2 separate regions of the Homo sapiens genome follow, and region 1 is linked to region 2. Evidence: read pairs that join two places in POLR2A ChIA-PET (ENCODE). Cell type or tissue: Panc1. All regions are shown on one strand. Links, peaks and the distances in the headings refer to the core of each region. The heading gives the core; the rest is flanking DNA. Region 1 overlaps LINC-PINT (long intergenic non-protein coding RNA, p53 induced transcript). Region 2 overlaps LOC105375508 (a long non-coding RNA gene).

What was found. Peaks named below come from ENCODE experiments on the same cell type or tissue, not always from the same donor. Only the 100,000 strongest peaks of a DNase experiment are listed, where the experiment ranks them.
Region 1: POLR2A ChIA-PET joins it to region 2 with 11 read pairs; 2 of 35 experiments call an interaction of 5 or more read pairs at or near these places.

What each region holds. Positions count from the first base shown.
Region 1 is chr7:130,903,139-130,906,063 of GRCh38, forward strand. All of the region lies in intron 6 of LINC-PINT (long intergenic non-protein coding RNA, p53 induced transcript), which reads right to left. Among named protein-coding and RNA genes, the nearest start is that of LINC00513, 8.9 kb to the right of the region's middle. RefSeq lists an enhancer at 254-1,453. In Panc1, for the core only: no CTCF peak of the experiment used is centred there; DNase peaks (open chromatin) are centred at 633, 1,093, 1,872 and 2,591; H3K4me3 peaks cover 1,408 bases; H3K27ac peaks cover 2,500 bases.
Region 2 is chr7:130,771,352-130,774,276 of GRCh38, forward strand. The region is part of intron 3 of LOC105375508 (a long non-coding RNA gene); the gene reads left to right. Among named protein-coding and RNA genes, the nearest start is that of KLF14, 39 kb to the left of the region's middle. In Panc1, for the core only: no CTCF peak of the experiment used is centred there; no DNase peak of the experiment used is centred there.

The sequences.
Region 1 (2,925 bases), core at 100-2,599, 130 kb after region 2:
AGCACATTTGCTGGAGTCATGGGGGTGGGGTGTGATAATCTGCACTATTCATGAGCTGTGGCCAGGTGATCCAGCACAAAGATGCCCAGCTGTGGGGAATACATTCATTCTTCCCTAACACATTAAAACCACAACCAAGGAAAGCTGGCTGAATAAAACTGAGTGGCCCCAAGGATACAAACACCTCCAACACGAGTCATTTATTTATGAAAAGTGAATAGGATACAAATTAAAAGCTTGGGCGCAGGAGCCAGACTGCTGTGACTTGAATCCTGGCTCCTCCATTTCCAACTTCCCCCAGCCTCAGTTGTCTATCTGTAAAATGGGTCTCATAGTAGGATCTGCCACACAGGATTGTGTATTAAAAGAGATAATCAATATCGAGTATTTGGCACAGTGCCTGGCACATGGGGCTCCCAACACATGGTGTTGGTGGTGTTCCTATTTGTTGTTTTTCTCTTGTAGCAATGCTGAATCCAGTCTGCTCCCACTTACAGTTTACATGATGGAAGAATTAGAGACTTGAACACAGAAATGAATTATCCCTGTTAACCCTAACCCCAGAACATTGAGGCCACAGGAAATACAACCGCAGTGACCTGGACTTCTGCGTTAGTCATGATCAGTACGTATTAGGTCACAGCTAGTCTACGCTTTATCACATGGTGGTGACATTCCAGTTTCATATGAGAGGGCTCTCAGTTAAGTAAGTGCACTAAAAATGCATACTGGAAAACACCCGTGATCTATCTAAAACATTGTTCCAGTGCCCTCGTTTTTTTGTTTTGCTTTGTTTTTTTAAATCCCAGAGAGCAATACCATAAAATATTTCATTAGACCTTTTTATTCAAGATCCATCTTAAAAAGTTGAGGCTGTACCTCAAATATCTTTTATTTTCCTTGCTGACTTGTTACATGACCCCCACTGGCCTGTGAATATATCCAAAGATTTTTCTGTGTTTTAATCTGAACTCACTTTGAAGCTATTTATATGTTTGGCATGGTAACACAATGGAGGTAATAAACACCATGCAGGTCTGACTCAGCTTTGAAAGCAGCTTTCTGAGTGACACCTTCCTCAGGATTCCCTGAGCTAACTTTATGGGATCTGGTAAGTAACTTCATATTCACTCCATAGCACTTACGATCTCCCAATCATTTCCTGCAGATCTAGCCTGGAAGCTAAATTTTAAAACTAGCTGTGAATTTAGAAGATGATTCATAAGCTCTGTGCATACCATGGTTATGACTGGTGGAAGGCAGAGATTCTTACATCAGTCTTCTTTACATTTTAACAGCAAGGAAAATAACAGGTTAGAGGAGTACTTTGTATCTACCCTCCCTTGCTTCCGGCAAATTAATGAAAGCCAAATAAATTGCAACACTTTGATATCTGTGTCTCTGTAACGTTAAAGACAGCCCTGGGCTGCGAGAGATGAACGTGGTAGAGCACCTCCGGGCCAGCTTCCCAGTGGAGCAATGGTATTGGAGAGGTGGACAACGTGGGGAGGCTGAGGGAGCTAGATCTTCGAAGGCAGAGAACAACACGGTGTGTCAGGCAAGCCACAAGCTCTTTTTGCAGCATAAAAGCAAGAGGGGAGAGTGGCAGGGGAAAAACTCAGGTTATTTATTTTTTTTTTTTTTCTGAAAACCACTTGCTGAAATAGAATGCCTCTTCTGAATACTGATGTCATTAGACTATCAATTTAGGTTATATTAAATTTTTTCAGGATAGCTATCCTTAAATTTCAAAGCATTTATTGGCCAGGTTTCTAAAGTGTGATAGCATCATTCACCAGGAAGCAGGGAATTTAGAATCGAGGTGACACCGGACCACAGAGTGAGTCTCTGGTGTAGAGGCAGGAATATGCTCAGTAAGGTAGCTCGTCAGCCGTAAGGCTGCCCAGGAGTGAGGCTTCCTCTGCAGGGTCTCACGGGTGCCTTCTCATGCCTTTTACTGGAGCCATATCTAATGACTTTAAAAGGTTAACCCTGGATCTGTTCTGGTGAACTTCATCCATGTTTGTAACATCCTAGAAAGTATTTATTCTGAGAAGCTGAAAAACAAAAAAAGATCTTCCCAGATTTCTGAAAATGGGGTGGATACTGACCTACATTCAGTGTTCTAGATTAAAATCACAGATTTTGGATAGAGAAAGTATTCTCTGTAATCTAATAAAACCAACTTTTTTTTTTTTTTGAGAAAGAGTCTCGCTCATGGCCCAGTCTAGAGTTGCAGTGGCACGATCTCGGCTCACTGCAACCTCTGCCTGTCGGGTTCAAGCGATTGTCCTGCCTCCTGCCCCAGCCTCCCAAGTAGCGGGGATTACAGGCATGTGCCATGACGCCCAGCTAGTTTTTTGTATTTTTAGTAGAGGGGGGGGGTCTTGCCATGTTGCCCAGGCTGGTCTTGAACTTCTGACCTCAGGCGATCAGGCCATCTTGGCCTCCCAAAGTGTTGGGATTACAGGCGTGAGCCACCACGCCTGGCCAAAACCAACATATTTTATGGATAGGAAATTGAGGCTTAGATGGGGGGGAAGAAAAACATTACACAGATTAAACCACAGCTAATGTCAGGTGGTGACCAAAGCAAGTCTTTTATTGCAGGCTGGGTTTTTCCATGTGGCTGGTTGTATGCTGCACCAAGAGGCAGACACAGTAGGCCAGTTTCCTGTGCAGACCCAGCTGCAATCCCATCTCTAAGCCAGGATGCTATTAGGTCTCAACAACCCATGGGAATTTAGGGTGCTCATGATTTAGGCTGGAAAGAGGTGACTAAGCTCCTTGATCTAAGGTCTATGCAACTGGCCACTCACTGCGGACCAGGGACATTCAATGCCAGACAGCGGTAGGGCTGGTCTGGGGCGGCAAGCCAGATCCTGGGCAAAGCAGCCTTTCTGCTAAGGGTTCCCTGGCAGACCA
Region 2 (2,925 bases), core at 151-2,650:
CATTTTGAGTTAATTTTTATGAAAGATGTAAGGTCTGTATCTAGATTCTTTCTTTCTTTCATTTTTTTTTTCCTGCATGTGGATGCCCACTTGCTTCAGCACCATTCGGTGAAAACACCATTCTTTTTCCATTGAATTGCCTTAACTCATTTGTCAGACATCAGTTGACTATATTTGTATGGGTCTATCTCTGAGCTCTCCATCTGTTCTACTGATCTATTTGTCTATTCTTTGCTTTTGTTTTGTTTTTTGAGACTGGGTCTCTGTTGCCCAGTGGTGTGATCCCAGCTCACTGCAAACTTGACCTCCCCAGACTGAGGTGGTTTCCCCACCTCAGCCTCCTGAGTAGCTGGGACCACAGGCATGTGCCACCAAACCTGGCTAATTTTTGTATTTTTTGTAGATATGAGGGATGGGGTCTCACCATGTTGCCAGACTGGTCTTGAACTCCTGGGCTCAAGTGATCCACCCACCTTGGCCTTCCAAAATGCAGGGATTATGGGCATGAGCCACCACACCTGTCCTATTTGTCTTTTCCTTCACTAATACCCCATTATCTTGATTACTGTAAGCTTTATAGTAGGTCGTGGGGTCAGGTTGTGTCAGTCCTTTGATTTTGTTCTTCTTTAGTATTTTCTGAGTATTTTGGATCTTTTGCCTTTCATATAAACTTTAGAATCAGTTTATCAATGTACACAAAATAACTGGCTTGGATTTTGATCAAGATTGCATTGAATCTATATATTAAGTTGAGAAGAACTGGCATCTTAAAAATATTGTCTTCTTATCCATAAACATAGACTCTCTCTCCATTTATTTAGATCTTCTTTAATTTCTTTCACCACAGTTTTGTAATTTGTCTCACAAAGATCTTGTAAAAATTTTGTTAAATTTATACCTATGTGTTTCATTGCTTTTTGGTACTAATGTAAATGATATTATGTTTTAAATTTTTAACTCTAATAGTTCATATTGACATATGATGATATGTCATATACATAGAATTGAGAGATTTCTATGTACTGCCTCTGTTTGTTACATAATTAAATCCTCATAAAAATTCCATAAGGTAGGTTCTTTTAGTATCCACATGATATGGTTTGCCTGTGTCCCCACCCAAATCTCATCTTGAATTGTAGCTCCCACAATTCCCACATGTCGTGGGAGGAACCTGGTGGGAGTTGATTGAATTATGGGGATGGGTCATTCCTGCGCTGTTCTTGTCATAGTGAATGAGTCTCACGAGATCTGATGGTTTTGAAAAAATGGAAGTTTCCCTGCACAAGCTCTCTCTTTGCTTGCTGCCATCCATGTAAGATGTGACTTGCTCCCCCTTGCCTTGTGCTATGATTGTGAGGCTTCCGCAGCCACATGGAACTGTAAGTCCAATTAAACCTCTTTCTTTTGTAAATTGTGCAGTTTTTTCAGCAGCTTGAAAATGGACTAATACACCACATTTTGGAGATAAGAAAAATTAAGACAAAGTTTAAACGACTTGCTCCATTTCCATAGTGACTAGGTGACAGAGCTAGTATTCAAATCCACATAGCCTATATTTACCTCTGCTGATATAATGTACTTATTCTTTTTTTATTTAGAAAAAGCATTTAAGAGTTTGATTTATTGTTGTTTGGTGTATAACATTCCATATCTATCACATCTGCTGTGAGGATTATACCCTTTATTGGTATAAAAATTTCCTTTTTTAAATTTAATGTATATTGACTCACTTTACATATCAAAATATTTAATTTTGTCTTATTTGTATTTGTCAATATATCTTTGAACATTGTTTAATTTACAACCTTATAAAGAGCACACAGTTGGAGTTTATTTCTTATACTGACTGTGTCTTCTGTTGTTATGCTTAATGCTTTTTTCCCCTTTCCCTCATTTCCTTTGTTATTTCTTTTTATGCATGGACTACATTGTTCTTTACTTTTACCTCCTTCAGGTATTTGAAGGTTTTAGATAGTTTTAAAAATTCTATCTGTGGTACCCTTTAAACTTTTTTTTGTTACAAAAGTAATATATAATCACTGACAATAATTCCAACACTTCAGAAATATATAAACCAAAAAAGTGAAAACCCATCCTTCATTTTTCACCTTCTCCCAGTAAAATACATTTTTTTCCTCAGCAGAGTAACCTATTTAACAGTTTGGTTCAACTATATGGATAGGCTTTATTTTAACAGCTACATAGTCTTCCATAGTAAGACTCTATTTACCCTTTCTCTAAGTGTTGAAACTTCAAGTTGTCTTAATCTATTTGTATATTTTTTAATGATGCAGTATTTTCCTTATAGATCTGTGAATATTTTTCTATCTGGTACATTTCTAAAGTGGCATTGCTGATCCAAGTATATGTGTATTTTTATTTATAAAAGATACTTTCAAATGGCTATAAATTGTACCAACTTGTTTTCCCAATGGTAATGTATGAGAGAGTGCTCATTTCATCACACTCCTACAAACACTAAATGGTATTAGTAGTTGGCCAAGCTGATGAGGAGGGAAGGAATTCCAACATCATTTAAATGCAAATGGTGGCAGATTTATCTGTTCTCTTTAAACATTTTTTTCTAGTACTTTACCTTTTAATTATTTTGCTTACATTATTGTATTGGCTGGACCAATCTAGACTGATGCTGAGAATCTTCTGTCAAGACCTGGGCCTTAAACCTGGCCATGAAGAATTAGAGACCCCTGTTAATTCAGGATCTCACATGGCAGTAAAACATCTCACCCAGCAGCTTACACCACACCTCCCTGTTACATCTTTTATTCTTAGCATATGTAATAACAGATTCTTGTTAGGAGTAGGCACTGAATTTTATCAAGATATTTTTAGGGGCATCTATTAAAGGGATCATATAGTTTTCTTCTTTACTTTTGGGAAGTTGTGATTAATACAACTACCTTG